Linked DNA regions of Mus musculus: region 1 is linked to region 2. Evidence: chromatin loops called from intact Hi-C (ENCODE). Cell type or tissue: left cerebral cortex. All regions are shown on one strand. Each heading gives the region's core, and the rest is flanking DNA. Links, peaks and the distances in the headings are about the cores only.

What was found. Peaks named below come from ENCODE experiments on the same cell type or tissue, not always from the same donor. Only the 100,000 strongest peaks of a DNase experiment are listed, where the experiment ranks them.
Region 1: it touches region 2 in a loop (2.4-fold over the local background); 3 of 42 quality-filtered maps call a loop at or near these places.

The regions. Positions count from the first base shown.
Region 1 is chr13:21,747,173-21,763,508 of GRCm38, forward strand. It overlaps H4c12 (H4 clustered histone 12), which reads right to left and starts at 3,381. Exons shown (of 1, transcript NM_178211.2): 1 at 2,973-3,381. The coding sequence starts at 3,333. The coding sequence ends at 3,022. H2ac15 (H2A clustered histone 15) reads right to left here and starts at 6,740. Exons shown (of 1, transcript NM_178183.2): 1 at 6,205-6,740. The coding sequence starts at 6,655. The coding sequence ends at 6,263. H2bc15 (H2B clustered histone 15) reads left to right here and starts at 6,904. Exons shown (of 1, transcript NM_178201.3): 1 at 6,904-7,381. The coding sequence starts at 6,951. The coding sequence ends at 7,331. In left cerebral cortex, for the core only: CTCF peaks have their summits at 6,420 and 7,746; DNase peaks (open chromatin) are centred at 3,396, 6,782 and 7,750; H3K4me3 peaks cover 2,559 bases; H3K27ac peaks cover 1,292 bases.
Region 2 is chr13:23,689,440-23,705,775 of GRCm38, forward strand. H1f6 (H1.6 linker histone, cluster member) reads left to right here and starts at 6,372. Exons shown (of 1, transcript NM_010377.3): 1 at 6,372-7,106. The coding sequence starts at 6,427. The coding sequence ends at 7,056. H4c3 (H4 clustered histone 3) reads right to left here and starts at 9,019. Exons shown (of 1, transcript NM_178208.2): 1 at 8,645-9,019. The coding sequence starts at 9,010. The coding sequence ends at 8,699. It overlaps H2bc4 (H2B clustered histone 4), which reads left to right. Exons shown (of 2, transcript NM_023422.3): 2 at 2,737-3,041. Hfe (homeostatic iron regulator) reads right to left here. Exons shown (of 6, transcript NM_010424.5): 5 at 16,185-16,295; 6 at 12,595-14,987. The coding sequence ends at 14,947. In left cerebral cortex, for the core only: CTCF peaks have their summits at 8,137 (motif pointing left), 8,994, 10,576 (motif pointing left) and 11,945 (motif pointing right); DNase peaks (open chromatin) are centred at 8,138, 9,063 and 11,936; H3K4me3 peaks cover 1,492 bases; H3K27ac peaks cover 863 bases.

The DNA of each region.
Region 1 (16,336 bases), core at 3,152-11,151, 1.9 Mb before region 2:
AACAGACTGGTTTTGTCCTTATGTATGTTATGATTATTTGACTGCAGTCATAGCCAACTCGTCTGGGGATGTACTAGAAGCCTCTTTGATTTTAACACTATCCATAATTTTGATCCTGTAATATCTAGTACACAACATTACCCTTCCTCATATTGATGTAATTTCTTGCAAGGCATATTCTATTTTGTCAAAAACAAACAGTTCTTCCTTTCCATACACTTGTCAAAGAACCATGACACAAAGTTCAGACTGACAACCAGTTTTTCCAGAGGCATCAGAACTTGAATGCAGCAGCATGACGATGCGGCCAAAGACTTCAGACAGTAGGTAGGTTACAGGGTAGGAGAGGTACAGATGCTGAGGGTAGGCCCAGGTTTTGGAAGAGTTCCAATGAGCTGTCTGTCTCTGAAGGTCATGCACAACAAAGATCTGCAATGCCAGAGACCTGGGACTGAAACAAACAGGCTGAGGGTCTGATACTCGAAACACTCGAGTTCATCCTGAGGGAGGCAATGCCTAAGAAAGACACTTGCCACACAGCCCCTGGACTGGTTTTAGATTTTCTATGCCGTAACCAAAGCCCAGTTTTTCATTCAAGATAACACAGCAACAATTATTTTGGACTGAATGTGCCAAATCCACTGTGCTCTTCTATCCACAGATGTGTTGTTATCTGGCACACTCTGTTGCTTTTGCAAACTATCTTCTGAAACTTTACAAAAATATTCGATTACACATCTAACAATATTAGCACAAATACTTAAGTATAATAGCTTTGTAGAAAATGGGATTCATATTTTCATCCCTGTTCATAAAACAACACAAAAGAGTGAGCAGATTTTCTACAAAATATTCTATTAAGTTCCATTTCACAAGTATAAAGTTATTTTAAAATTTTTTATTTTTTTATATTTTAAAAAAAGTATGTTCTTTTATGTTCTTTAACTTTAACTTTTGATAACTTTATCATTGAAATACAGCAGAAGTAAACATTAGATTTTTTATACCATATCATTAAGCATCTTTTCCAGAGGTGAACCATACTTAGAGAAATTCATGGTCTTGTTATCCTTGCATTATAAATGTAACTTTCTGGTATATTTGAAATTACAGACATGATAGGTAAAACAAGATCCTAAAGTGTGTTTGATATAGATATGGAGCAAACTGTGCTGTTGTGTTAATGCACATAAAGGGATAAAGATCCAAGAGACTGATGGTATATGTGATGTACTATTTAAACATAAAATACCTGAATGCTAAAATTCATGATATCCTAAATATATTTCGTATATGAAATGCCTAAGTCCAGCCATTTAATGGTGCTATTCATTCTAGAACTAGGCGCATTTAGTTGCAAAACTACCAATAAAACGTCAGAGTATTCAAGGAGTTTAGGTTGAGCCACGACAGTCCAGGCCAATTTTTCTGCTTACTGGAGTCATTGGTCCAGCTACTTTCCACTTTGTCCAAACTGGGACACTTGTCTTCATAACCAATGAAGAAGCCTGATGCAGCAGTAAGAAAAATAAGCCAGAGATGTTATATGTTGTAATTCTGGCACTCCAAAGATTAAATCAGAAAACTAAGTCAGGAATTCAAGGCCAGCTGGGGGTATCTCAAAAAGATAAAGAAAACAAAAACAAAAAACAAAACAAAAAATTAATAAATAAAATCTTGCTCCACTTCTTTTTCTTTGCAGTAGGATTTGCATTTAAATTGATTCAAATTTTGTATTATTTATTTAAGAAAAAGAGTGATGTGGACATCGATGATGTAGAAGTCAGATGAGGGAATCAGATATTCTTTAGTTGGAGTTAGTGAGTTATGAGTTGCTCATAGTGGGTACCAGGAAGTGAACTCTTATCCTAAAGAATATCAATTGCTCTTAACCTTTGAGCCACTACTCCAGCCATAATAAATTTAATAAACTATATTTGCATATAAATTTTATCCAAGTTGCTGTACACCATTGAAGTGCTTGCTTTGTGGTGCATTTGGGTGGTTATATATTGTTATGGAGAATAAGATATCCCTCAGTGGTTGAGCTGTTTTGTTGGTGCTTAATTGTGCTTTCATTTTCATGTAAAAGAGAAAGGATACTGGTTGCAGTGTCCTGTTAGGACACTGTGTTGTATTTATTAGCCTTAGGCTACTAAACATTCAGAAGCTAAATAAGAAAACTTAAGCTACAAATATAAAATTAGAAGTCATTAAGGAACAGATACTATTTAATGACCCAGTGGATGGGATCTCCAAAGGAGTGTGGAAAGAAATAGTTTGTGACTTAAAAGTTCTACAGGCAAATGATGTGTTAGAACTCACCAAATGCGGACAATGAAAAGACATTGTCAAACATTGGGGTTTCAATGTTGCCTGAAAGACCAGCAACCCACAGGAAGTTCTAATAAGTCATAGTTTGGGCAAAACCACTCAGCGACTCTGAAATCAGAGTTGCTGGGAGGGAAAAACAATCAGCTCTGAAGCATGATCTGGGAGCAATACTGGCTACTTCTGAGGCAGAGGCAGAAAGATCACAGGTTTGAGGCCAGCAATGGCAAACAGAAGGTTATGGGATGCTGGTAATGTTGTATCTACAGAATGAATTCAATCTCCAGCACTACTCCTAAAACTCAAAAGCCCCCCCCCCCCCTCTATGGCATATCTGTACTAGAGAGCTAGAGAACCAGCTGGTGTGTGTGTGTGTGTGTGTGTGTGTGATGTAATACTGTCAATTATACCGATAAGTGAGATCACAGAAAAGATCATGTCTTAAGCACAAAGCCAGGAAAATGGCATTTACTAATTGACGTGTTAAAACTCTCTGATACACCAATTAGTTCACTTTACACAAAAATGTGAAAGCTGACCATTACAAAGTAGGTCACCCATGTCAGAGACATTACTTGTATTCTTGGTCATGAGGACTTTCTAACCCTTCTGACATGAGTACAGCGCTTCAAAGAATTAAGTGGGTGGCCCTGAAAAGGGCCTTTTGTAGCAGAAATAAAAGACAAAGACTTAGCCTCCGAATCCGTAGAGGGTGCGGCCCTGGCGCTTGAGCGCGTAGACCACGTCCATGGCGGTGACGGTCTTGCGCTTGGCGTGCTCCGTGTAGGTGACGGCGTCGCGGATCACGTTCTCCAGGAACACCTTCAGCACACCGCGGGTCTCCTCGTAGATGAGGCCGGAGATGCGCTTCACTCCCCCGCGCCGGGCCAGGCGGCGGATGGCGGGCTTGGTGATGCCCTGGATGTTATCGCGCAGCACTTTGCGGTGGCGCTTGGCGCCACCTTTACCGAGCCCTTTCCCGCCCTTACCTCTGCCAGACATGACTGCACTCAGGACAGCTCAGAACAGAGATGCTGACAGGGAGCCTGAGCGCCGCCTTTTTATACTGCGGCGGGCGGACCGAAATGAGAACCTGCAGGGAAGAGGCGGGAAGTTGCGCCCGCAGCTGTGGGGGAGGGGAAGACTTACCAAAAAGAAAAAGGGCGCCTTTTGTTTCCCTGTCCGAGCTTTCTGAGGGAACTAGCTCCTCACGCCCTTTTAAGAGTTTGGAGAATCGAGCGCACAATCAGTACACTGACTGTACAAAATACAGAAAGCCAAGCGGCCCCTTAACAACCCGTAACCCCGTCCAGAGAGGACACTGCAGGCGGCTGCTAAGGCGCTTTGGTGCTCAGTACACACTTTCCAACGTGCAAACCGTGCTCTGAATTACCTTGTGTTCCTTCTCTATTGTAACCACATTTCAAATGTTTTTTGTTTTTGGTTTTTTGGGTTTTTTTAGTTCAAACTTACAAAAAGCCTCATAATACCTGTATTATTCTCTTGAGAACTTTTCATAAAAGCACCAATCGGTATTACTCATCTGCATCGCTTGGTGAATCATTTTAAGTTTAAAGTCATTTTTCACCGTTAAGTGAATTTTTCATCACTATACTTACGGTCACTTCTGATATTTCTATTGTGACCATATTAAATTTAAGCTTATCTATATTGACATTTCATCGCTCTTATTGCCAACCTCATTTCTCAAAGATTTTTTTTATTTAATTGACTTTCACTAATATTTTCAAGAAAATATCCAAGTGGGTTTGTGAAGTCTGAACAAAATATTTGAAGACAGGGGTTCATCTGTGACTACTATGCTCTGTACTAATACTCTCTGTACAGTACAAGTATAATGAAAAACACTTTTTTTTAATCTCCTGAAACTTTTCCCCCACATCTACTAAATTAGGATCTGTCAAGAAAATTGATGGAAAAACTATATTTACAAAAACTGGTTGATTGACAGGAACTACATATATGAGAGGTATGAAAACAGTGAAATTGGAGTGTCACAGGTTCTAATGCTGGTTGTCTTCTTGGTCACACTTTATGCTCTGAATGTGGTCCTCTATGTCTAACAGTTTGTGACTAATAGATAAAAACCTCATTTGTAACCTCAACATAGCAGATCAGTAGTTTCCACCAATCCAAAAGGCAAGAAAGTCATCAGATAGTATCTGGGATCTGTAGAAAAGTTTCTCCCACATTGCTGCACATCTCTCCAATATGTTTAAACCTATCTTTACTTTGTTTTATAACTTCATAAGACTCCTTCCATGTTGGAACATGAAATTTGGAGAAACCTCTAGTATACACTGTTTCTTATTCCCTTTCAGGTGAGAGGTGAGTGGATTTTTTGGTTTTGTTTTTCTATCTGTCTCTGTGTGTGTGTGTGTGTGTGTGTGTGTGTGTGTGTGTGTGTGTGTGTGTGTGTGTTTCAACTATGCAGGGATGATGACGCAAGTCAAAGTCAGAAAGGTGGGAAAGGATAAACCATGAAGAGTATTAGGGCTGTACCAGAGAGCTGTGAAGAGGCACAGTTAAGAGCCTGTCATCTCCGCTCAGTAGAGAAAACAAGGACTACACTGAAGACTGGCTTCAGTGCCTGTGAATCCTGAAAGAAAGCCAATGGCTATTTTAGGAACCCAGATAAAATGATGAGTTTGGCTTGAACCCGTATGCTGGGACTTTTCTCCAGGTGTTCTGGAGGTGCTCCCATGTCTCTGCTTTCTATGAGGAAGTCTCATGAGAAAAAGACAATTAACAATAAAAAGTGACAAAGGAAGGGTTTCTTATTCCTCTGTTTCAAATTTGTCATTTGAATACTGTGGAACTTGAAGATTTGACTATAGGACACCAAGCAGGCTGGGAGGTCCAACAGGATGTATAAGGTTTTTGATTGTTGGTGGATCCTGGCTTCCATCAAGCTCCACATGTCCAAGAATGATGTGTGTTTGGTTCAGTCCGTGTGTGTAAGTGGAGTTTGGCACAGGATATAACAGGCAGTGGGTACTCGACCTGTGAGATGACAGGGAGACTGAGACCTGCAATTCTAGCTTCTCTCTGCCGCAACCCTAAACCTGATGTTAGCTAGGAATTAAACTAGAGAACTCTTACAGGATCAGCAATCATCCTTGACCACTTGGCCACTCCTCCAGCCCCCTAAATGACTTTTTCATGGTAACTGCTGTCCATATATACTCCAAATTGTTTTCAGATAACATAACTCTAGTAATAGATTTACTACATCAATCTTCAACCTTCCTTTCTAGAGTTCCTTTTCTGCTAATTTCTTCTACTGACTCAGAATAAATAGAAATATACTGAATTGTATATCTTCGGCATTTCTTCGGCAAGTCTGTTGGCAGCAGAGGGTTTTTTTGTTTGTTTGTTTTTAACATTTTCTTTAACCTCAGCCTCCTTAAAAGTTTGTGCAACCACGGTAACCTTTATCTTGCATGTAAGTTATAAGGTGTTTACAAAAAAAAAAAATCTTCTGCAATGTAACAGAAAAGGTTGAAAGGGGGTATAAAGCTGAACAGATTCCCAAATTTTATAAAAACGACAGACGTCATCCTGTAAATGCTGAGGGAACTAAGTAGTCCCTAAGCTGTAACTTGCTCTTCCTCCTAGAATGCACTACAGGAAGATACAAGCAAACTTCGTGGCCTGAAACATTAAAACGTAGTAATAGCTACTAGTATTTATAGGTCAGTAAATTAAATTTCACACTGGCTTGTATAAATAGGTTGGATGCAACAATTCTAAAGGCATTAATAAAACTAGGGTTAGGTTCACATTATCTCAGTGTTGCACTCATTAGCCCAATAATGATCCAAAGTAGCACAACTCCTCCAAGTGTTTTTGTAGGTGGCTCTGAAAAGAGCCTTTGGTGGTTGGAAAGGGTTGCTTTCTATCAAGGGCCTCACTTCCCCTTGGCCTTGTGGTGGGTCTCGGTCTTCTTGGGCAGCAGCACGGCCTGGATGTTGGGCAGGACGCCGCCCTGCGCGATGGTCACGCGGCCCAGCAGCTTGTTGAGCTCCTCGTCGTTGCGGATGGCCAGCTGCAGGTGGCGCGGGATAATGCGCGTCTTCTTGTTGTCGCGGGCCGCGTTGCCCGCCAGCTCCAGGATCTCGGCCGTCAGGTACTCTAGCACGGCTGCCAGGTACACCGGGGCGCCGGCGCCCACGCGCTCCGAGTAGTTGCCTTTGCGGAGCAGCCGGTGCACGCGGCCCACGGGGAACTGCAGGCCGGCCCGGGAGGAGCGGGTCTTGGCCTTGGCGCGAGCCTTGCCACCCTGCTTGCCTCTTCCTGACATGGTAGAACCTAGAATATAAGCCTGCTCAGTAAGTGGTTTGAAGGCAAAGCTGACAGTATTTATAGTCAATGCAGGGCATGAAAAAGTAGGAATTTCATTGGTTACATAGAAGCATTGCACCTAGACCAATAACAGAGTTGCATTGAAAAGCCCTTGCTATGATTGGGTATTTGGTGGATGACGACTGCTAATTCGCGATAGCTATAGCCACAAGTTTGTTTAAAAGGCAGCCTGTGCAGACACACTTTACATTTCTTTTCTTTCTGTATCTTTAGGCTTTTGGTCAGTTCCTACCATGCCTGAACCCGCTAAGTCCGCTCCCGCCCCGAAGAAGGGGTCCAAGAAGGCCGTCACCAAGGCCCAGAAGAAGGACGGCAAGAAGCGCAAGCGCAGCCGCAAGGAGAGCTACTCGGTGTACGTGTACAAGGTGCTGAAGCAAGTGCACCCCGACACCGGCATCTCCTCCAAGGCCATGGGCATCATGAACTCGTTCGTGAACGACATCTTCGAGCGCATCGCGAGCGAGGCGTCCCGCCTGGCGCATTACAACAAGCGCTCGACCATCACATCCCGGGAGATCCAGACGGCCGTGCGCCTGCTGCTGCCCGGGGAGCTGGCCAAGCACGCCGTGTCGGAGGGCACCAAGGCTGTCACCAAGTACACCAGCTCCAAGTGAGTTCCTTTAACTCACACTCCTAACCCAAAGGCTCTTTTCAGAGCCACCCACACTTTCAACTAAAAAAGGCTGTTGCCCTGTATTCACTTTGGGGTTCCTCTAACTCACTCCTGAAACAAAGGCTCTTTTTAGAGCCACTCACTTTATTGGAAGGATGTGCACTTTGTGAGATAATTGCTTAGAAATCTAAAGACTTATGGAAGGTGTCAATTCCAGAGGTTCATGACTAGAAAGTTCCCTTCCACACTATAAACTTAACTGGTCTTAACCTATACATATAGCACCTATTCCTACCCTCTTGAATACAGTGTTGTAAGCCGTCTTTCTTTTTTCCCTCCTCTTTGCATTAATTTAACAGAAGTAAAACATACACTCATCTTGTCCTTATCAGTTAGTGGCTTCATTAGCCAATTACTGTGCTGCGCGGGCAATTTCAAATTTAAGCGCCAGAGATAGTGGCGTTTGTTTCTCCACCATTCTTGGGGTGCTTCCCTTATCCACTGTTTCTGATGCTTGGAACAAATTTAAAAGGAAAAGTCAGGCCTTTGCCTGCTGTTTCCTTATTCTCACCTTAATGGGATTTTCAGTTTAAATATTGCAATAGATTAGTTGAAACATTTTTAAATCTTTCTGGAATCTACACGAAATCGCTCCAGTTCTTTTGGTGGTACATTTTTATATGATTAGTGTATTCTAGTGACTCCCAGCTCATAAGCAACAGTTTTGAATTTTTTGTTTGTTTGTTTAGGGGACATGGCATTCTTTCAGACAAACTAGTAGAAATAGATACATGTTTCTTCATTTTTTTAAATGAATTAATCGAGATAAATTAACAATACATGTCATATACAGAAGAAAACAGCTGAAATAAATTTCAGGCATGTTTTAGGAGGTTCACATACAATAGCACTTCATAAAATCAAAACCAAATTAGTTTTGAAGTTCATATAAAAGTGTGTGATTACCAACTAATAATATTGATAAGTGAAAATAAAAAATATTACACAGAGACTATTTGAGCGATAAAGGTCGGCTCAGATGTCTGGGAAGCACAGAGCCTCTGAAAACTTTTTGGGAACAGAAATTTGCTCTTGCATGTTTGACATAATTTGCTTTACATTTCGGTGTGTGTTTCCTATGTCATCTTGGTTGTCACATACTATATATATGATAGTATAGATACAATAGAGAGGGAAAGAACCTGTGTAAAAATTCTAAACTTCATTACATTTTTCATAAAGAAAAATTTATGAAAACCTTGTTTCTCTAAGTATTTGTATTTTCTTTTACTATGAAGAGGGATAGAGGCCAATAACAAGGCTCATGGGTTTAGATTTGGGCTAAAATTATGTGTGAAAGATCAGGGCTAAGAAGAGGAAAGGACTCATCTTATGTGGGAAGCAGAGTACAAAGGCTTTATTCTTAACCATAAACTGTTACAGCTCTGGTTACAAACTAAACAGTGTATAATGCACCAAACTATAATGTTTGGATTTTTTTTTCGTACTATACAAAGAATACTTTTTTTTTGTCAAGGAAATACTTACTGGAGTGTGAAGGCAGTAGGCTGCCATAATTATGCAAACATCCTCTTGTTTTCAAGGGATGGCTAGCAAGTGTATTGTCTTGGCCTGACATCTTTCACCAAATTTTCATTTCCCCTTTTCTGTTTAACCATATTTTGTAATATAATATTGAATATGGATGATCAATATTGAATTACTGTTTTGATGGTAAGAGAGGTTTGTTTTGTTTTGTTTTGTTTTGTCAGACTAAGAAGCAAATAATCGGTACAAACACCCCAGGATAGGAAGAGCTTACAATCTTAAATTGATGAAATGGGTTTAATTGACCCAAGGCACCAATAATTTATTAGGTGGGTATTTATACCTACCAATGATTTATCACCAGATAGTTCATACAATGGTTGTACAAATATGTAATATGATACTATAATTTAATATTTCCTATTTCAGACTATAAAATGTTAAACGTTTTCTAACCTTATCTCAAGGGAATACGGTCTCATTCCAATGGACAGGAGAAACAGATTTGAGCCACAGTCCAATCACATCTTAATGACAATTGCCTTTGTAAACTAAAAATTTGGTCACCTAACATTATCACAGCTAACTCTAAGTCAGTGATTTCATTGTACATATACTATCTCTATGTCTTTGCATGTTTCAGAAGTTTTCTGAGTCAGAATGAAGTCTTAGAATATAGTGTACTTTTTGAATGCTTTGATGTAGGGCTATGACAGCAGGGGCAGCAGTGGTGGTGATGGCAGTTATTCCTGACACGATGACAATCATCAGCCCTTTTCTTCATTTGATCCAATATATGATAAAGCGCAGGCATGAAAGGAGATCCATCTGTACATGCATCCAAGCACCAACCGAAGCTCAAAGTACATAAATTCTCTGGGAGCTCAAATTAAAAGTAGTTCTAGCATTTAAACAAGTTTATAAAGAACAACTGAAACAAGACATATTTTTCAAACTGATTTCATGTAGATCTCGAGTCATGAACAAACAAGGAAGAGAAACACATGCCATGGTAAGATATATTCTTTTAAAAAAAGAAAACATAGTCTCATGGTTAATAGTATTCTTCCACATATTTATTTCTAGGCCCAAAAGTTGTACAATGCCAATAATAATTTCTAAAGATATTCTTGAGTAGCTCCTCCCTCCATATGAGCAGAGGGAGAGGACATCCCACCCACATGTCATGTTAACCCCTCAAACCCATTACTATGGATGGATGGTGTTGCTGTTATTATTATAGAGCTATCTTAATTCTTTGCCTTCCTGTTTGGTGTTAGCAAAACCTACAGGGCTACAGTCTATGATACTGCCATAAGAACTTGCACCTCTAGTCCTCTACTTTGTTACCAATGTATCCATTCCGGTAACTCTGAGACAGACAACAGGAGTGTGGCAAGAAGAAACAGGTGGAATAAAAGGTAGTAATGGTTCCTTTAAACCCTTCAGCAACTAAAATGAACAGCTTCTTCCTTTCAGGTTTTGTTCCTTTTCAAATAATAAGTAACATTTTCTAGATATCTTTTTCTTTTTCTTTTTTTTTTTTTTCTTTTCTTTTCTTTTTTGAGACAGTGTTTCTCTGTATAGCCCTGGCTGTCCTGGAACTCACTCTGTAGACCTTGTCTGGCCTTGAACTCAGAAATTTGTCTGCCTCCAAAGTGCTGGGATCAAAGGTGTGCGCCACCACTGCCCAGTTTAGATATATTTTTCAAACAAGGAACCTCATGTCCAGTACAAATATAAACTATTTCCAGCCCTATTTCATATGATGAATTCAAATGTAAATCCTCTTCACTTGGGAAATAAGGAACCTCTCCTGTCAGGGTCCTAGAATCCAAAAGAGGCGTTAGCTTGGGTGGCCTTCCTGGAGGCCTTGCCCAGCACGGAGAGGGGAGCTTTATTTCATTCAAGATTATAAACCATCTTTTCTCCTGCACTGGCTAATTTTTTCAACTGCCCCCAGGTAGGGAACATACTATCCACAATGGAAGGTAATGGGATTAGCCATGTGTTGAGAAGGCAAGTCAGGGACAAACCGGTCACATGTGGATTTCTCAGTGTCATCTGCTTTTCTGGAAAACAATGATCACCTGAATCTGTAGAAACATACACATACCCTTCCCCATTTTTATAACAATTATTTTTTTTTCCATTCTAAGAGTCTTCCTCATTATACCAAGGAGGTTGTAATATATTCCCCTCAACACTTTCTCCAGTGACAGCCAAGTTTAGTGAGCATAAGGTCATCATTTTTACAATTCAAAAGTTTTAAAATAAATACTGAATCTAATATGATGTTTCTAGCATTCAGGGCCATCCTTTGTCTTCTGTTTAACATCTCCTTTAATATTCTGTAGGTGTTTCAATGCTGGCCTGTTCTTGAGAATCCTAAGGAATACTCATAATATGCTTAATATTCCAATGTTGTAAAAATTCTTTAAGGTTCTGTGAAATATAAACTCGTAACATTCACATTCACCATTTTATTTTGTTAAGGAATACTCACAACATTAACAGCTTCTTTTAAGTGTAATATAACTGATAAAGCCTGTTCATTACTTAGCGCAGTGGTCCATTGAAATGCGGAAAATGTATCTATAGAATTATGTAAATACTGCAACTTCAAAAAATTTAATGTAGATTACGTCCAGTTGCTATATCTCATTTGCTATATTACCTCTGGGACTTTTACCAGAAGGCAATCAAGGCCTATGGAATGTTTGACAAGTTTCCCAATTTAAAGTTAATACTTTTACCATTCCTTGAGTTTCAGGAAAATTTCTTTGTAAAGCTCCCCAGTTAGCATGTGCAGGTTCTTGAAACTTAGTGGCTTCAAGAAGAAAAGTACAAGAATATAATTGATATATATTGATTAAATAATCTGAGAATTGATTAGCATTGACCAAAGAGCCAAGGAGATTGTTGTATGCTCTGATATGCATAATAAACTATGGGTTAGTGTGACACATTACTAGTTGTTATAACTGTGAAAATAAATGTTTCTATTTCATCATGGTAAAGAAAAGGAGTGCAACATGTTGGACAATGTATGCTGCATACTGTGAGGCTGTAATAATGTTTAAGGATAGGGAAACAATCTGACAAGACTATAATAATAGCAGGAAACTTGGCCTATTGCACAAATAAGTATGGGCTTTGTTATACTTTAGAAATATCTTTTTTATAAGAATATACAGCTGGGCAGTGTTGTCACACGCCTTTAATCCCAGCACTTGGGAGACAGAGGCAGGTGGATTTCTGAGTTTGAGGCCAGCCTGGTCTACAGAGTGAGTTCCAGGATAGCCAGGGCTACACAGAGAAACCCTGTCTCGAAAAACAAAACAAAACAAAGAATATCCCATAATTCTAAATTATTAGCATCAGTATATACAGTATTTAAAGTATATACAGTGCTCAATCAAAAGGTTCGTGCTTAAAGATAGGACCAAAAATAACATATGTTAATTTTAAAAGCTAAATACACTTGTGTTTGAATATTGATTATTCCTGGATCTGGCATGGTCTTGGTGGGGACAGAATGACACAGTTCCTGCCCCAGGACAGGATCAGCAGGCATGGTCCTCCAAGAGTGTCTGTGGAAAGCCTTTTGGGCTGCCACTTGGCAGGAGTCTGACATTGGCCAAAGACAAGGAAATCGGCTTCCAGCAAGAATCTGGCCACAATAAGGAAATAAGCTCTGATAGGAACCTGACAAGCACAAGGAAGTAAGAATCTGTTTTTAGGGTAGAACAAAAAAGTAGGCTCAGATATCTGGAACATCTTTATAACAGCTATCAACAGAGTGATCGTGGGCTTTGTGTTTACTGTCTAACTTGTTCCTTAGCTATTGTCCTTGTTAGTTCCTTATTGTATTGCTCACCCTAAATACTTGCATGTAATTAAAATGGTATTAAAAAGCAGATTGGGAAAATTAAATTTGCCTTCAGTCTCAGAATTGACTGGAGTCATGCTTCTACAATGTTGTCTTTTTTCTTTTTAATCCACACTCACAGCGCTGGAGAACCTGTTGACTGACTGAGCTGGCTTGGTCAAGTGTAGATGGCTGGCTGTCTTGGACTTAAAACTCGTTCGTACAATAATTGTACATTATTATACACATATTTCCACATTCCTCCAAGCAAAGACCTCTCTGTTAACATTAATGAGTCCAGTAGGCAAAGTTGTGGCTAATGTCACAACTTACTTAGCAAAATGGTAAACACTGGGACCTTCAGGACAGCCCTGAAGGCTGTGGAAAAGAACTCTTAAAACATGAATTCAAAAACATAATTTCTCAACTATACAAAAATATAAGCATGCAATGTGGATTGTATGAGGAGCTTCACAGATCTAAAGGAACAAAGGCCACTTACTCTATGAGCCAGCTTATCAGGAAGATACAAAGGCAGACAGATTCCTAAATTCAAGGTCAGCCTAGGACACAACAAGGTTATGCCCAGGTGTGGTAGAAATGGTAATTTCAGGAAGAGGTCCCACCCATCTAGTTTAGCATCAGCGTTTAACAGAGGATTACAGATCCCTGAATTCTTTGGCAATATTACAAGAAAATGTGTGTTTGCTGTCTCCTAAGAGGCTGGGGTTGTGGGAGGTCAATTCTTAGGATAATCAAAAGGAAACCTGGAGTAAATGACTGCATTGAAATACTGGACTTGTGACCTGCAGGAGATGAACTATCCAAAGAAAGTTTTTAGAATAGCAAGAGAGAAAAGCACTTGTTCAACTGTGTCCAGTAGAATAAAAAGAAAGGACTGACTGGAGGTCTCCAGAGAGAAAGCTGATCAGAGAGAAAGAAAATAGAACAGAGAGGAATCAGGCTGGAAAGCTGTCTCCAGCAGAACATAGGTCGCTAGCTTGGACCAGTGACTTGACTTGGAGTCTCTTGTTTCGCTGCTCCCAAACACCGTCTCTCAGAACCCCTCTCCAAGCCAAGGTTGGTCCTTGTCAAATTATTAACATTTTATATAATTACTTAAAGCTATCTGCCAATTTTCAAAAGATCCTTTTGTTACCCTCATAGTCTAAAGAAGAGATGCAATAAAAATCAGAAGGTTTAATCGGCTTAATAAGTTAACTCTTTGTTATTAATTTTACAGACTTTTTTGTTTTGTTTTGGTTTGGGGTCTTTTGATTTTTTTCAAGACAGGGTTTCTTTGTATAGCCCTGGCTGTCCTAGAACTCACTTTGCAGATCAGACTGGCCTCGAACTCAGAAATCCACTTGTCTCGGCCTCCCAAGTGCTGGGATTAAAGGCGTGTGCCACTGAAAGACCCACAACGTGAGGACTCCCCCACGTTCTGACTCAGGAGAGGTGACACCCCAAAATCACCAACAAGAAACGGTCTTGCTGCAAACTGCAAGAGGATTTTTATTCAAGAGCGCTCTCGGGCCCATGGTCACACACCACGCAGGGGTAGAGGACCTTGGCGCCCCGAGTAGCTGGATAAGGGGGTATTTAAAGGAAGAAACCACAACTCAAGGAGGTGGGAAGGGCGTTGTTGGAAAATACCAAAAATACCAGTTAAGAGTCACAAGGAAGTGCAAAGTTACAAGAGTCACGAGGAATACCTGATAATTGTGAGGGTTATTTCTCAAGACAGTTTCTAAGAGCCCCTAACAATAGCACCTTTGCGTAGCGGGTTCCAGCAATGGTCAGGGTGGGTCAGGGTGACTTTCTTTGAATGAATACTCCTTGAACCCAGGAAAACTGGACTTCTGCAGAATAAAACACAAAAACACTCGTTGTGTTTACATACTATTTAAGCAAGGGGTATCATTCTTCAGTGAACCATGGACTCTTACACAACCATTCTTTAAATGGAGACCCCAGACCAAGCCACAAAGGCCTTCTTATAGGGAACTGGGGAACTCTCTAGAAGGATGAGGTAATCTAAAATTTCATTGATGGGTGCTAGGGGTCACAGGTGATCTGTGGTCTACTTTCCTATGTCATGAACATTCAACCAAGCTTAAAAAAAAAAAAATAGGGCTACCCAGCTCAGAAGTCCTATCCTAAGATAAGATATTCTCCACGCACCCCCACCACCTCACCCCCACTCAGTTCTGTGCTTGTCCCCAGGCTGTTCTTTGGGAGAGGGTTTTATGACCTTGTTCTAGATTTTATGGTTTGTTCCTGAAGCTGGTGCCTTACTACCGCTTTGAAATCAGTCCTGGTCCTCAAAATGGAGACAAATGGGGTTTGAGAATTATCTACCATTTGGTTTGGTGTGGTTTGGTTTTGGTTTTTGAAACAGGATTTCTGCCGGGCGTGGTGGCGCATGCCTTTAATCCCAGCATTCGGGAGGCAGAGGCAGGCAGATTTCTGAGTTCAAGGCCACCCTGGTCTACAAAGTGAGTTCGAAGACAGCCAGGGCTATAAAGAGAAACACTGTCAAAAAAAAAAAAAAAAAAAAAAAAAAAGAAAAGAAAAAGAAACAAGGTTTCCCTGTGTAGCTGTCCTGGAACTCAGTCTGGAGATTAGGCTAGCCTGGAACTCAGAGATCCATCTGCCTCTGACTCCCAAATGCTAAAGCACATAGTGGGTTTTCTTGGGCTGTTCTGATGTTTTGTTTTGTCGTGGCCTTTTGACCCAGGACAAAGATTTGAGGAAGCTTTTTAAACAAGCAAGCTTAAATCTGGAGAGAGTGGGCCACAACCCAACTCCAGAGACACCTTTTTAATAAAGTAGAGCAGCATAAAACAATATTATCCATACCCAAAATACACTGAAAGACCCTCGAGGGGAGACCCTCACTCAGACACTCAAGTCCCGGGACAGCCGCGTACCCAAGAAGACACTGAGACCATACATAAAATGTAGAAGGCAAGATTTAATAAAGCAGCGACATGAAAGCACACAGACCAGAGCTCTGGGGTCGAAATAAAGCAGCAACATGAAAGCACACAGAGCTCTGGGGTCGAAACTCATACACCTTTGCACAGGGTAGAGGAGTCTCGACGGTCAGCAAAAATTTTTTACAGGCTTATATAGTAAAACTCAAAGGGGGAGAACTGGGCAGGGAAAGTACAAGTTTACATCACTAGGGAGTTCTGCCAAAGGAATCTACGTAACTAAGGAGTCATGTCCTATCAAGGAACCTACGTAACTAAGGAGTACCTGGTTCATTTTGAGGTTGTTCTAGGAGGCCTTTATCTCAAAAATGTTCTTGGAACAGTTTTTAGTTGGGAGGGTTTGAACTTTAGGGTGAGGAGTTTTGGGGTGAAAAGTTTAGGAGTGTTCTGGGAACAATCTCTAGATGGGAGGGGGTGGGCTCCGAGGTAAAAAATTCATGTTTTCACAAGAGGCCAGTAATTTTCTATTCTTCATTCCCCACTTCTTCTTGTAAGTAATTCTAATCTTAGAATTTCAGAAGTCTATATCTCTATGTGGAGAATACTGCATTTACTCTATCTTTAACATGGGAACAGAAACAGAATAAG
Region 2 (16,336 bases), core at 4,439-12,438:
ATACTATAATAAAAATAATAAATAAATCACAAAATAAAATTTAAAAAAAAGTGGAGTATTTTATTCTCTTAGAGGATTATGTAGCCCTAAATTGTAATGTGCAAATTGTAGAGTATGTAGAGTTCATGGCCTGCTCCTGGATCTCTCAGCTGCTGGCTTGTAATCGATGAAGAGTTTTAAATGACAACACCTGTCTAGTTCTGATAAGACAAACGTGTCAAGAGGAGGCAACTCAGTACATTCTTGACCTGCAATCTTGGCTTCTTCAGCTGTATCCTATTCCCCAACACTAAAATATCTGGACCCAAGAGCAACAAATTAAAACAGATGAACAATCTGATGAAATTTAGACTCACATGGGAACCTAACAGTGTGTCTGTGAGGCCATGTCTGCAAAGATTTACCCCTGAATGGAGGCCATGCCATCGCATGAGCTGATGATGAGAGGGTGATCTCTGCTTCCTGACAGGGGATGTAGTGCGGCCTGTGGTCTCACAGCCCAGCCTGTCATGATGGACAGGACCTGGAGTCACAGTCAGCCCTCCCTCCTTCCTTTGGCTGCTTTGTCACAGTAACAAGAAATTAAAAAATAATAATAATGATAATAATAATAGATCTTTATTCTCGCTTTGCTTTTTCTTCCTCCTCTCTATTTTCTTAGGTATAATTTTTCTCACATTTTCTCTACTCTCATTGGCCAAACTTAGAAAAGTTCGTCATTTAAATTTTCAACAAATATGCATTTCTATTGTTAGATTTTCCTTAAACAATTGAAGTTATGGACACCAGGCTCTGGGTTTTATACATACTTTTGGATTTTAATATACTGAGATAAATATAAAATTCTTAACATGTGTAACATATATTATAAAATTATTTAGGAATTCTACATAGATGATTCAGGTTCCAAAATATTGGATAGAAAAACAAATAAAAAACCCAAAACACTACCACTTGCAAGTGTGCATTAGAAATGCACTTTTTAGGGGTCGTGCATAAAGATAGTGCTGATGGTTCTAGACTCTCAAGAATCAAAGGCTGGTCTTTTGGCTCAGTCAATTGTAAATATAAAGAGGAACGTTAATCAGATAAATGTTAGGTGAAAAATCAATGGGCCTCAGCACACACTGGCATTGTGGGTGTTTCTGGAGTGGCCTAAACACATGCTTGTTTTTCCTTTAGGACCCTCTACAATCCCTCGAGACACATGTGGCTTGGTGGGCTGGTTCTTTACAGCCTCTGTGCTCCGCTCTGTGCTCTGCTCTGCCATGTTGTGTATCCCAGGCACACTCCTAGCCCCTGCTTGTTTCTTGTCTTCCTTAGCTGCTGGATCTCTTGAATTTTCCCCATTTCTTTCTGCGTGGCAAACTCTTCCCAGCATCTGCACAGCCACTTCCTTCCTGGGCAGCGTCTAATCCACCTCTTCCCACTGCTCTGGACAGCAGTGTGCAGTGTGGACTTGGGGTTACCTGTCTGTAACCTCAGTTATCCTTTGGTTTAGTTACCCGAGCATCCCCAGGGCAGATCCCTCAGTCTGCCACACAGTAGGCACACATACATGACAATTGAATGGATCCAGTTTGAAAATAAATTGTAAAGGTAAATTCTACACTTCCCATGCTGTGCAGATGTAGGTTACAAAATCCAAAGGTGCCTTCCTTTAGAGATCTGCCGTTTCCTGACAGAAGCTTGTCAGAAACTACTGAAGAACTGCTCTGACTCCTTTTTTTGTAAGTGTCTGCAAAATGCATGATGAAAGGAAGTCTTCCTAAAATGAAGCGACAGCTTGAGTATTCCAGGGGTCAAGTGAGAGTCACAATCACCTTCGATGGGCTTCACTTCCGGCCCACTCCCTGCCACGCTGATATGCCAGCCCACAGCTATTAGAGGGAATTATCTATCATGCAAACCCTGCATACATTTCTTGTACTGGCCTTGATCATGTAGAAAGCATAATTCAAGATATACTTTTGTTTACTTATCAAGAACAATCAGGGAAAAAAATTATGACACCCCCTCATTTGACTAAGCATTGTGGGGGGGGGCACTTTTTCATTAAATAGTTTCTATTTATTGTAAAGAAAGATAGAAGTGACCTTTCTAGCAGCTGCCTGACGGAATGAGTATTTGAGAGGATGGAGGTTTTTGGAAACTTAATGCCTGCCTAATGTGGGAATAGCAAACACTACTTTCTCAAACTGTTCTCATACAAGAACACTTGTGGTCCTGTGCAGGCAGCTCCATGGGGCTGCTGGGGAAGCCGGTGCTCGACCTGTACCATCCCCGCTCCTGGGCAGGGCCAGTGCTTTGGTTAGGAACAACCTGTGCTCTCTGTTTTCACCTGGCAGAGTCCTAGGCTTCCATCAAAGGGAACTTCCAGGGAAGACTAATTAGACGGAGCCTGCCCATTAATTCTTTACCCCAACCAGGCTCAAGGGGTTCAGAGGGTTGGTTTTTACTGCATAGGCCCAGCATCTATTGATACCTGGGTAAATCAATCTCTCTGTTGCTGAATTTCATTTTCTATAATCAGGAGGGGAGTAGTGGTAGTTATGGCATAATGTGGTTATGATGACTAAGCCATTGCGTAGTATTTATAGGCTTCTCAGAACACAAGCGATCTCTAAGAAAAACCTCCATATGCTAGTTGTCATTGTTCTGTCTTAGGTAGAACAGAAGGTACCTGCAGGATAGCTGAGTGAGTCAACCTTTCTCTCTCTCTCTCCCTCTCTACAGGAGGAGCAGACCTGACATCGTTTGTACCACTCAACAGTGCTGGATGCTGTAACCTCAAGACAGTGCAAATGGGTGATACTAGCAGATTAACCACCATAGTTTCAGAACTCAAGGAACAACTGAGAAGCACCATTTTAAATTCTATAAAAATGTTCACTGTAGAAATTTGTGATAAGAAAGACACACAGACGTAGAAAATGAGAATACTTGCTGCAAAATTAAGATGCTCCTAGCAAAAGAATGCTTTTAAGTGTTTGTCATGTATGGATATATATGATGTATATATAATAAATGTCATGTAAAGCAAAAAAAATGCGTCATGTTATATCACGTCATAAGAATAATTTTAAGTAACTAGGCTCATGCTTAGAAATCATGATTTATGTATTCATACCTATGTGATTGTTTGTGTTTTTAGTTATTTTGAGCCTCTATTTTTTTGTGGAATATTAGAAAGTACAAATCACAAATCTTTATAAATTTTCACTTTTTTTTTTCTTTTTTTGACTTGAAGGGAAAACATTAGATGGAGCAATTGAAGTGGAATGTGCAGGATGGAGCTACAGCACATGTGTGTGTGTGTGTGGAAGGCCTATTCTCAGTCCCTAGGACTGTTGTTCAAAGAGAAAAGGAGAGAGAGAGAGAGAGAGAGAGAGAGAGAGAGAGAGAGAGAGAGAGAGGAGGCAATGTGGTGACTTGTAACTCCATGACTGACTGAGGAGCCTTGGGCAAGAAGACTGGGAGCTGAAGGGTAGCCTTGACTATACTGGGAAACAAAAGACAAACCTGGACAGCTTTGTGCATGTAATTTTTTTTCTTAATGCTTATTTTCAGCTGCCTGGGACAAAATATGAATCCAAGCTTTTTTGTTTTCTGGATTTTAAATTATAGCACCTAAATCTTCACTAAATGCATTCCATGTTACTTTTAAAGCAATAGAAGAATATATTCTGCGAATCTGTAAAGATCTCCCTGATGCTTAGATGCCACTGATAGTTAATGACCTAGAAATTTTGTGTGTGAACAAGGGTCAGAGAAACCAAACGGATGTCAAGTGCATAGGGTGCTATTTTCCTGGGGAAGATCACATACAATGCCAGGAGGAAATCAGTCTGGGACTCTCAACTGTTAGGGGTTTTGTTGTTGTTTGTTTTTTGTTTTGTTTTTTTTTTCAAATGAAACAGACTAGAATAACACATATGAATCCAGATATTTTATTAAGATACCTTGTTTTCTGAAGTGTGTGTGTGTTTGCAACAGCGTATGCGCATGCATGTGCCTGTGCATGCCCAAGAGAAACAGAAACAGATTTTTTTTTGTCATCTTGCAACCAGAAATTTGATTTCTCAGCCTTCAGTTTTTATTTCAGAAATACTTCAAATATAGACTTTCCTCCACATTGTCTCCTTTGAAACTCCCTTTGAAATTCTGAGGTTCCTGCAAGAGAGCCCCAACCTTATACATTCTGTCTTCATCAGCAGTGTTGTTAATATTTCTGCAAGATACTTAAAGCCTAGGTAAAAATTACAATAACAGAATAGTTAATATTCTTGATCTTCTGATGGTTCTTGGGCCAGAGAATAATCAGCTCATGTACTTGCACAAATATTTAAAGGCTGTCACAACAGTCCTAGTGGGATTTCCATGGACTAAGACCCTGAGCTCCGGCAGTAAAGGACATTAAGGCAGGAAGTTCAGGAGACATGAGCCTGAAACCTTCACCTCAGTCTCAACTCCAAGGTCTAGTTCATGGTTTTGACGGATTGAAAGTCAAGGGTCAGTAGAAACGTCTCAAACAAGAGTAGCAAGGCAACTTACAAGCTGCTTAAGGACAAACACGTGACTTTGAGCACAAATGCCAGCCCTCCCCTCTCACCCCTAAACAGTATGTCTCTCATAAACAACCCTGGGAGTTCATTCCCCAAAGGAAATTCTTGAAGAGAAAGAAGTAACCTCTCATAAAATGTAATTAATTATTGACCTGCTTTATTAAAATTTAAACATGAAACATGGTTGAAGTTCAAGTGCAAGTTCAAAACTCATCACACACACACACACACACACACACACACACACACACACCTGCAGTGCTAGATTTGAACGTAGACTCAACTCATGCTAGACAGGCACTTTACTACCAAGACTCAGGACCAGTGTTTTCTGCACCATTTTTATTTGGAGACAGTATCTTATGAAGTTTACTTACTCTACCGTCCAGGCTTGGTTTGAGCTTGGATCATCGATCAAGTAGCTAGGGTTACAGTTTGGCGCACCAGGTCTAGCCAATTAAATGTTAAGACAGAAGCACAAACCTTTTACTGAGACACAGGCACCTACCCACTCTCATTTTTCTCCTTAATAAACAACTTTTCTTCATATTGCTTGAACTTCTCTGTAGCATAAATTGAGATCCCTGCCTCACAAGTGTAGGAATCTCCAGAAAGAACTTCGGCTGTGTGGTTACTGCATTGAGCCATATGTTCGGCGACATAATCACACTACACCCTGTCTTAGCATTCCCCATAATGGACTGGCTTTTATGCCTCCCTTCTACTTGAGTATCATGTTCCCTCTTTTTTTTTTTTTTTTTCTCTTCTTCTTTTGACATGTTATCATTTCCTAGCCCAAGGTGACCTCAAAACTCACAGCAATCCTCCCTCCCTAAGGAGGGAATTACCAGCAAGTTGCCACCATGCCCAGCGGTGAGCACATTTATTTCCAGACATGTTCCATGGATAAAGCCCCGGAAAGAACATTTCTCTAACACATCTGCAGAGACATCTACTAGACTAGCTATGTTAAGAGATTGGAAACTGTGATTCCAGCTTTCTAATGTTATAATTAAGGGTTCGGCACCGTGTCTGCTCCTCTAGAGGGAGATAAGACATAGGAAGTGGGCTATGGATGGTGTTCAGTTGGAAAGGAGTAGCAAACTTCTTCGACAATAGCCCTGAGACTGGCTGATTTGACCACGTAGGTGCCATGGGTAAGATGTTTATAACCGCATCCGAAGCCCTTCTCTTGAGATTCAGGCGGGGGAATAGCGAGCCTCTCACATGCTCTGTGGAGTGTTTATTAGGTCATGCTCCCTTCAAGCAGGCCTCACCTTGGAGTTTTGGGATAATTCTAGGAACACCGTCTAATTCCACAGTGAGACAGTCAAGACATCTGTGTTACTTCCATCACGTATATAAATAATTTCAGTGAGAATTAGGGCCTGCATAATTGATTTTCTTCACTAAATAGAAGCCACATATGTAGAAGACCCCTCCCAAGATGTTGGATACATTTTCTACTAAAAGTTACTTTTGAGTTAGCAAAGAAAAGAGAAAGTTTTCTTCTTCCTTTTGAATTTGATTGAAAATCAAGGACTTTTCCCACTAGTTCTGGCATGCAGGTACATTTGTCAACAAAGGGTAAAAAGTCGCGTGGAATCTAAGTCCCCGTGGGTCACCTGGTGTCATAACCTGAGCAATTCTGCAGTGAGCAGATATGCAAGATTCTACTTTTGGGGGGAAAAGAAACACAAATGCCCCTCCTCCGGGGGCGGGGGAGGCACCTGGGGATGCACCAATCACAGCGCGCCCTGCTCTATATAAGCGCCCCCCCCCCCCGCACGCCCCCACTACCCCATCACTGTTGGCTCTCCTTTAGTTTTCACTTGGTGTAGTTCTTGTCCAGCTCTTGACCATGTCGGAAACGGCTCCTGCGGCCTCAAGTACCCTTGTTCCAGCTCCTGTGGAGGAGAAACCTTCATCTAAAAGGCGAGGGAAAAAGCCTGGCCTGGCCCCTGCTCGCAAACCTCGGGGTTTCTCAGTTTCCAAGCTGATTCCTGAGGCCCTTTCCACATCGCAGGAACGGGCAGGAATGTCCCTTGCTGCCCTGAAGAAAGCCCTGGCTGCGGCTGGTTACGACGTGGAGAAGAACAACAGCCGTATCAAGCTGGCCCTCAAGAGACTTGTGAATAAAGGAGTCCTGGTGCAGACCAAGGGCACTGGCGCCTCAGGCTCCTTCAAGCTCAGTAAGAAGGCGGCTTCTGGGAACGACAAGGGCAAGGGCAAGAAATCTGCTTCTGCCAAGGCTAAGAAGATGGGCTTGCCCCGGGCCTCGAGATCTCCCAAGAGTAGCAAGACCAAGGCTGTCAAGAAGCCAAAGGCTACGCCCACAAAAGCTTCTGGGAGCGGAAGGAAGACCAAAGGGGCCAAGGGCGTGCAGCAACGTAAAAGCCCCGCCAAAGCCAGGGCAGCAAACCCCAATTCTGGGAAGGCAAAAATGGTCATGCAGAAGACCGATCTGAGGAAGGCAGCAGGGAGGAAGTGAGTTTCAAAGCCAGTTTTCAAAAACCCAAAGGCTCTTTTAAGAGCCACTTACATACTTCTTAAAATGGCCAAACACTTTGAACCAAAGTTAAGGTGGGCAGTTACTTCAGGTCGACCTGTCGTTGAAACCCTAGAGTAGAATCCTAGGGTCCCTATGTGTAGAATATTTCCAAATTTGGTTGTGTATTTGTGGCTTTACGCCAGAATAAAGGTCACCATTGAAACACACAATGTCTTTTATTCTAGAATAAAAGTCACCATTGAAATACACAATGGATGTATTTCATTCTAGAAACACCCTCATATCAAAGGAGATAGAGATAACGCCAGTAGGAGCTTCCACTCTGAAAAAATACTGAACTTACTCTTTCAAACAGCAGTAACTGGCATCCAGGCTTTCAAAGGACCACTATGAACCCAGATATTCAGTGCTTAAGCTAGAGGTTATATTTATTTTTCTTGAGTTGTATTTTTAGGATTTCCTCAGTGATGGATAAAAAAATAAAGCAAGCAGTTAGCAAAAAAACAGAACAACAACAACAACAACAACAACAACAAAACCCTAAAGTTTTTGCAGTTGTGCGATGTGTCAACAAAGATCTAATTTTGTTCTACTTTTAGAAAATAGTTCAATACTATTGATCTAACAGTTATTTTTGAAATGTTTTATGTATTTTATGAGAATAGCATGTAGGCTTCAGGAGAATGACAAAAACCATATTAAAAATTAAGGACTTCTTTATGAAAATGTTAGGGTTTGAGTTCAATGCCCCAACATAACAAAAAAAAGCACTGGGGAAGTCTGGGCTGAAGAACATAAACAAAACAAACAAAAAACAAAAATAACTCATCTTTTAAAGTGATCAAGTTTTATGGAGTGCCACAAATATTAAATTCACATTAAACTATTTTAGGCATTGGTATGAGGAATGACAAAAGATCATAGTAAGGTGGCTTGAGAGATTGTTCAGTCAAGAACACTTAATGCTTTAAAAGAAGTTTGTATATCAGAATACACAACAGCTGGCTCACAACAGCTTCTGACTCCAACTTCCTGGAAATAACGCCGCCCTCTTGTGGCAGATGGCAAACATGGCACACCCACAAGAATTTAAATTATCAAGCCACTGCACAACTAAACTGTATATAAACATACCATTAGGTGGTCCCTAATATAGATTATGTGTACTTAGGCCTTATTAATGGTATACAATTAATAACAGCTAAGCGTCTTCAGTTTCTGTAGTAATCAGCCTTTGCCTTGCTTAGATACAATGGTTCCTGCTCTCTCCTGAGCTTCTAGATGGCTCCAGAAGGGAATAAGCTCTTAAATGACCGGTATCAAAAGTGGATTGAGAAGTGACACGATCAGTGGAAAACCTTCAAATAATTCTAAAACAGTTCGTTCAGTATTAACTTCTGACAGTTCAAAATTATGGGCTTGTTATATTACCCAGTTAAACCTACAGGGTATATTCGGCTGCATGGCATAATTACTACCCACCACATAAGTATAGGACAGAATAACACTTAAACTACCTAGCAGGCTCGATTAAAGCTTCGGTAAGTGAACAACTCCTAGGAATTTGTGGGTGGCCCTGAAAAGGGCCTTTTGTTGACAGTGGAAATCGTTTGTTAGTCGATTAACCGCCGAATCCGTAGAGAGTGCGGCCCTGGCGCTTGAGCGCGTAGACCACGTCCATGGCGGTGACGGTCTTGCGCTTGGCGTGCTCCGTGTAGGTGACGGCGTCGCGGATCACGTTCTCCAGGAACACCTTCAGCACACCGCGGGTCTCCTCGTAGATGAGGCCGGAGATGCGCTTCACTCCCCCGCGCCGGGCCAGGCGGCGGATGGCGGGCTTGGTAATGCCCTGGATGTTATCACGGAGAACCTTACGGTGGCGCTTAGCGCCGCCTTTCCCAAGGCCTTTACCACCCTTACCACGTCCAGACATGGTTATGACAGCAGGGAGACAGCAATCGTCCCTTTAAATAGGCCTTCTGCGGACCTGGTTGAAAACTAGAGCGTTAGGCGGGGTTTCCGAATCCGGGTCTTGGAAGGGGGTGGAGAAAAAAGGATGCGTCATTGGAATCTGAATGTTTTCATTGGCTAGCAAGCCCCAGCTATTCTTTGCATGCGGTGTCTCTTAAAGACCACATTTAAATCCTGCAGAAAAACTTCATTCCCTCCTCCCCACCCCGACCCCATTCTTTCTCATGAAAGAAAGGCTTATTGGGGCCATTCCACAAAGCAGACATCCCCATTTCTCGTTTGCTTTTATTTCTGTCTTGTATTAAATTAGTTGATGGTTTCTTTGTGAGGACTCAGGTTAGATGTCCAAAACAGAGGTAAAATATGCCAAGACTGTCCCATGTCAGTAAAGTTTAATCTATTCCCGGCAGTTTTGTTTGGGTAGACATAAACATTGAAAAGGCATCTCAAATTGAGCACCCTAACTGCAAACTTCATATTCCCTATCTCGAGTCAGAGACCTAATGATTCCGTCTATCCTCTTTTTTAATAAAAACTGAGAAAGTCTACAAAAGAATAGTTAGGTTATCGGTTATCCTCTACCTGCTGTGATTCCAAGTTTGTTTCCCTTCCAGCCCTTATTAATCACAGCATGGCTTGCTCACCTTAAGAGAAGAAGTGTTTTGTAGAGCTGGTAATTACAGTACAGGGCTAATACTTGATTAAGGTCATTACAAAGTCTACAAGGTCCTGGTGAAGCTTGTGATATGATTAGTGATGTCAAAACAAGGCTAATCCGACCCCCGCCCCCCTTTTTAAAAAAAGGCAGAAGAGTAAGTAGCAGTAAGTCTCGATGCGGGTTTAATGTTGATTTTGGCATTCCAAATTTTAATTTAACAATGATGTAGAGGAGATGGCTCAGAAGTTAAGAGCATTTGATACTCCCCCAGAAGGCAAGATTTGGTTCCCAGAGCCTAAATGGTAGCTCACAAACATGCATAACTCTAGTTTCAGGAGACTGATGCTCTTTTCTGATCTCAATGGCACCCATGAATGCAGGCAAACTACTCACACAGACAAAGTAAAATATAGAATTAATATTATGGCTAGTAACAATTTTTAAAATAAAGCCTGCTGACCAAAATGAAGACCTTTAATTCCTGTCTTTTGTTACATATGTTCACCACAAAAACTTTATACCAGGGGCCCCAGAAAACTATGAATTACAAAGACCACATCCAGAAAAAAATAGTTTCAAAATATTCCTGATAAACTTCTAAGTCTATGGTTAATTTTGAAAAAATTAAATTAATTAAATTAACCATATTTACTTCTTACTGCAGAAGACAACAGAGGTCTGCTACCAGGTAGCTGTGGTAATTCCTTTTGAGGTTTGCCAAGAAATAGCAAGTGTTCTAAAATTGGCTTTCTTGGGGTGGAGATAAGTATTCTAGGGTTCATCAGCTGAATTAAAATCCCAGCATAGGAGCTGGTGATATGGGGCTCACAGCCATCCGTAATGAGCTCTGACGCCCTCTTCTGGTGTGTCTGAAGACAGCAACAGTGTACTTATTTATAACGATAAATAAATCTTTAAATAAAATAAAATAAATAAATCTTTAAAATCCAGCATAGCCATTTTCTAACTACTAACTAGCAATTTCAAACAACCAGTTGAATAATCTCTGTGACTTTCATAACTGAAGTAAAAGCTAACAATGATAAAATGTGTTCCTCATAGAACTCTTTGGAGGAATTAACATTGAGAACAGCCTTGCATCAATTAAATATTTAAATAAAACTACCTAAAATGTTATTTTTACAAAGAGATGGAGGGGTGGTAACATGCTTACTTGGCATGTGTTAATCGTTGGGTATGATTCTCAATATAGAAAACTATTCCACTTTAGAAAACACTCATTGCACAAAAAATGTTACTGGGTCTGCAAATTTTTATTCTGACAAATGGGGAGTGGAGTAGAGAAGATTTTCCTCCTAAGACTATTTTTCTTTTTCTCCACTTTGGGCAGTTAATAAGAAACAGCAGACCTGAACCATCAGAATCTTTGCTGGGCAGAAAATGGCCAGGTGATGTCCCTAATGTGTAAACGAATGCATATATGAGAGCACCCCTGCTTTCTAAACTCATGACACCCCAAGCACTGAAACACTGCATCGGTGTGCTGTATGTAAAAGAGGAGGGATTAGTCAACATAGAATAAACAAGTTATACTCCAAAATGTTGAGGAAGATTTGCAATTTCAGGTATCAGTCAGCCCATACACCTCTCGTACTTAGAGCTTTTCAGAATGGCTTCATAGCCATTATTGAATCAGAGGGTTTTGTTTGTTTGTTTGTTTTGTTTTTAAAGATATTGGTTTAAAAGTAACCGTTATGAGAAAATGTTGCACTGTACCTGCACTATTCTTCTTTGAAGCGTGTCTAGGGGATGCTGCGCTAGAGCTGTGCTGCACCACTTGAGAGGAAGTGCTCCCAGTGAGGACCTCCCAGCAGGCATGAGTCACCTCTTGAAGGAGCCTCCTAGAGCTTTGTCTTCTCTACACTCTGCACTTTTCGAAGTTCAGAGGACTCAGTCTTGCCTTGGCATACCAGCCTTTCCAGCACCTAGTACAGAATTCTGTTTTCTATACATTTCATGTATTTTCTCTTTTAAAACATCTACACACAGAGACACACTTTTGTTATTTGTTCTTTTAAGAAAGTTTCATGCGGCCCAGGCTGGTCTCCAGCTCACTATGTAGCTGAGAATGAGTTGGACTCTGGTGCAGTTGCCTCCCGCATTATGGGCGTGCCTAGCACATCTGGTGCTTTTCTGCCCAAGAGTGGCCCTTTCCACCAGCCCTTACCCTACACTTTGCCTCTCCGCAACCAACTGTGATGTACTGAAGTAAGCCACCAGGTGTCACCCTTCTTCTACCCTACACCATTGTGTTACTGTTTAACCAGAAGTGAGCAAAGATGGGAGATTTGAACTCTAAGTCTTAATTCCTCCAATGGAGCCCCTAAAATTATATGAAAACATCAGAAGTGATACAGAACATACAAAAATGCAAATATATCATTTGGCCGGTATAATTATTATACCATTGCTTAGCTGTAACACAAAGTGGAGGAAAGCCCGTGGCGTTTTGCTGTGTAGGGGGGGGGGGTATTTAGGGACAATGAATCACAGTGAGCTCTCAGCTTGGCTTGTAAATTAGCACTGATTACAGCTCAGATGACGGTGCCCTTATGGCAAAGGAAGACTGTCAATATCGTTACCACAGTGCCGTGAAAATACTCTAAAAGACACAGGTCAAAAACTACAAGTCTATAACCCATTGCTCAGGAGGTGAAGTTCAAGGCAGGCCTGAGCTACTTAGTGAGTTTGATGCTATCCTGGACTATATGGTATCCAACTTAAAAAACTTAAATGAAAACTAAACCAAAAAAAAAAAAAGCCAAAATTAGAAGTGATATAAGTGTCAATAAAATGATATGACTTAACCACATTCAAAAGATGGACTATAATATCAACTAACCTGTGTAGAGAGAAATACAATGGCATGCTTACCAAATCATGTGTTTATTAGTTGCACACACTTTGAGGAGAGTCATACAGAGACAACATACAAGCTGCTAGTGGTTCTTGTCATTCATTGAGGAAATGATGGAACTACGTTTATCTATTTCCAAAAATGAATCAAAATTTTGATTTTTTTTTTCCTACCTAATTTTCACAAACAGTAAATAATACAAAGGTCACAAAAAGGTTGAGGTCTCAGCTCAAATTCAGTGTTCATTAAAGAAATTGGAGCCATTGGTCTGAGGCATGTGGGTTTCAAGATGGAATTCATACCACGGAGACGCAGGCAAATGTGTGTTTAGGAGGAAGTGAGCATGTGCCATCCGGGTGGAGAGAGGAGCCCACACACATGTGCATACACGTGCACACATATGTGAACACTCATCCTCATGCAGACAGATGTATATACACACACAAACATGCAAGCACAGGCTTGACCTTTTTAACATTAGATGAATGTATTTTGTGAAATCTAGTAATGTCTAGGTTGTCTAGATTGGATTTTAAAATGTGCACAATTAACAATGAGCAGCAGGACCCCAGCAACTCCAAGAATTCTCCAAGCCAAATGACAGCTTCCATCCTACTGCCTTAAGATTGACAGATTGACAGATTCTCGGCTGCCAGGGCAATCACTTTAAGGTTCTGATCCAGAGGCATCAGCTTTGAGGGTACCAGACAGATAGGCTAAGCTTTTTAATGAAATTTAACAAAAACAAACAAACAAACAACAACAACAAGCCATATGTCAGAGGAAGCGGGAGACTGGTGGGCAGTGGAGTCACTACTTGCACCCTGTACTGGCTAGTTTTGTGTCAACTTGACACAGCTGGAGTTATTACAGAGAAAGGAACTTCAGTTGAGGAAATGCCTCCATGAGATCCAACTGTAAGGCATTTCCTCAATTAGTGATCAAGGGGGAGGGCCCCTTGTGGGTGGGACCATCTCTGGGCTGGTAGTCTTGGGTTCTATAAGAGAGCAGGCTGAGCAAGCCAGGAGAAGCAAACCAGCAAAGAACATCCCTCCATGGCTTCTGCATCAGCTCCTGCTTTCTGACCTGCTTGAGTTCCAGTCCTGACTTCCTTTGGTAATGAACAACAGTATGGAAGTGTAAGCCGAATAAACCCTTTCCTCTCCAACTTGCTTCTTGGTCATGATGTTTGTTCAGGAATAGAAACCCTGACTAAGACACACCCTGACCTTTCCCTCTAACTTGGAAAGGATTCCTGATAGCTGAGGACTGGTGAGTATTTGGCAGCTATTTCCCATCTTGTGGGTCAAACTCACTGAAGAGAAACCCCAGGAGACAAGAAAAGGGCCATCTTCTTTCTCCACTCATTTCATGCCACTCATATAGTCGGGTGGTGCAGAGGGTGTATCTAAGAGCCAGGATGGCATTTCTACAGCTGTCTTTCTGTATCTCTGGTGAGTGGTTAGAGAGTTTTCACCTTTTGCATCTACAGAGAAGGAACATGGGTGCAGATAATAATTTCCACTTCCTAGACCCCTCAGGATGTCTACACATGCTTTATGTTTAGCGGGTGATCAGAGCAGAGTATATTATTGAGCACTTCCTCAGAACAAGTGCAAGCCACACTTCATTATGATAATCGTTCACCATTTTCATTTTCGAGACAAGGAGAGAGGGTACATCATAGGCATCATGTCACAGATGTCTATGATATTAACCTTTGAAAACCTCAAGTCACCTTTGTGCAGATATGAACACAGAGCCATTGTTATACACACAAACATCTACATTTTCTCCGAGGGTGATTCCTCAAGTTGCACAGTTGTGTAGCCTTCATGGCTTTATTGATGATCCATATATATAACACTCCAATGGCAGAGAAGTCAGGGCATGGTGACAGAGGAGTCACTCTATAACAGATGGAGGATAGTTGAGTGGGTCCTGGATTCTAGGATATAGGTGAAAAATTCTGGCTCAAGTATGTGTGAGCATCCCCGGATGAAGGTTCACAACTTCTTCAGATGTGGAAACGAATCATGTATCCACTAAACTTAGAGGGGCTCTTTACGTAGACATATGGAGTCTAGGTGCATGAAGGAAACATAGGATGCTTCCAAGAAGCAGCCTAAGAATCATGAGACCAGTTCTGGAGGGAGAGGTTGCAACTGGTGCAATCACTACTATTCAGGAACTGAACTTAACTGGAGAAAACACCTTAAGAAAGTGAACAGAGAAAGCTAAGAGCACAGTTCTCAGGCAGTTTCTGTGTGTTAGGTCCAACTGTGTCCTACAGTGGAGCAAGTGTGCCCCCTCCAAGTCTTTGGCTGAGTTTTCTCTCTTCCGTGGTTCAGCAGGCTGCAGATCACTCACAGTCTGTTAAGACATAGCCACCCATGGTTCCTCCTGGAAGGCAAGAGACCCAGGAAGAGGCATCACTGGCCAGGCATCACCTTGTCCTGTCCCTTCCCATCTCCTCCCTCCCTGAGCATGCTATTCATTTGACTCCATTTGATTTCAGAAATGGTTACTCTCCATTAGGGTAAGCTCTAGTGTGTTGTGTAAAGGTTGTCTTTGTATTACTCAAATGCTAATTTCTATACCAGGACTTGAGTACAGGGTTCAGTACTTGTGTAAGGAACCAAGTGGCAGTAGCTGGACAGAGCCAGGTGGTCAGATTTACTTAAATGAGTTAGTAGAGAGTTTGCCAAGCTAAGGCCAAGCTTTCATAATTACTAAAAAGTCTCTGTGTTGTTACCTGGGCTGTTGGCGGGTTGAGACAGTCCAGAGATAACCATCTGTATGGAACTGTTTAGTAGCTATCTAATGGCTTTTCTTGTCACCTAACTCACTTCCTCACAAACACATCGTTCCCTTGTGTTTTTGCGACTTCACCAGTGCCCCAGCTATCAGAACATAATGTTCCACAGGCCTATGTAGGCTTGCTTCTGTTTCCCTCTTGTTTTGTTCCATGCTACAGATCCCCAGAGAGGGGGAAAAAGAATGCATTGTGAGGAACACACAAAGTCAGGGACAAGGTCCAATAATACACTCTCCTACTCAGCATTGTGGTGTGTGTATGTGTGTGTGTGTCTGTCTGTCTATCTGTTTGTCTATATTCAAAGAGAGGGTCTCACAACAGAACCAATCCAGACTGGCCTTTAACTCATTGCAATCTTTTTGCTGATGTTAGGGTCACAAACAGCCATACCCGTTTTTCATATCCTTTCTGGATGTAGGTTGAGTATTTCGTCCAGTGACACCCCACGTTCTCAGGGTCTTCTTTAGCTACACATACTTGTCATGAATTCTATTCCACACTAGATTTAGCTTCTGGGACTTACCCAGTGGCTTTCTCAACCGGAAATCCCGTTACTCTACCTTAAATAACACCTGCACAACAGTAGGGGCCTAGAAGGTGTTTCCTGGATTAGGAACTTCTTGTCTGGGAAAACCAAAATTAAACAAAACGTTCCCAGAGATGGGCTGGCACTTTCAACACAAAAAGCACAGTGAGGGTTTCCTACAGAGGTCACGTTTTCTGCAGGAATAGTGTGTCCTGGAGGAAGAGGCACCATGATACTTCATTACGCTCCTACTCACCTGAAGCCTTCCTTTTCCTTAAGATTAGGAACAGAATTCCAACCAAGAAGATGGCACAGACGGTGACTCCACTGATGATTCCGATAATCATGGCCTGAGATTGCAAGGGCTCTAAAAACAACAAATGAGAATTCAAGCACATGACGGCCCCA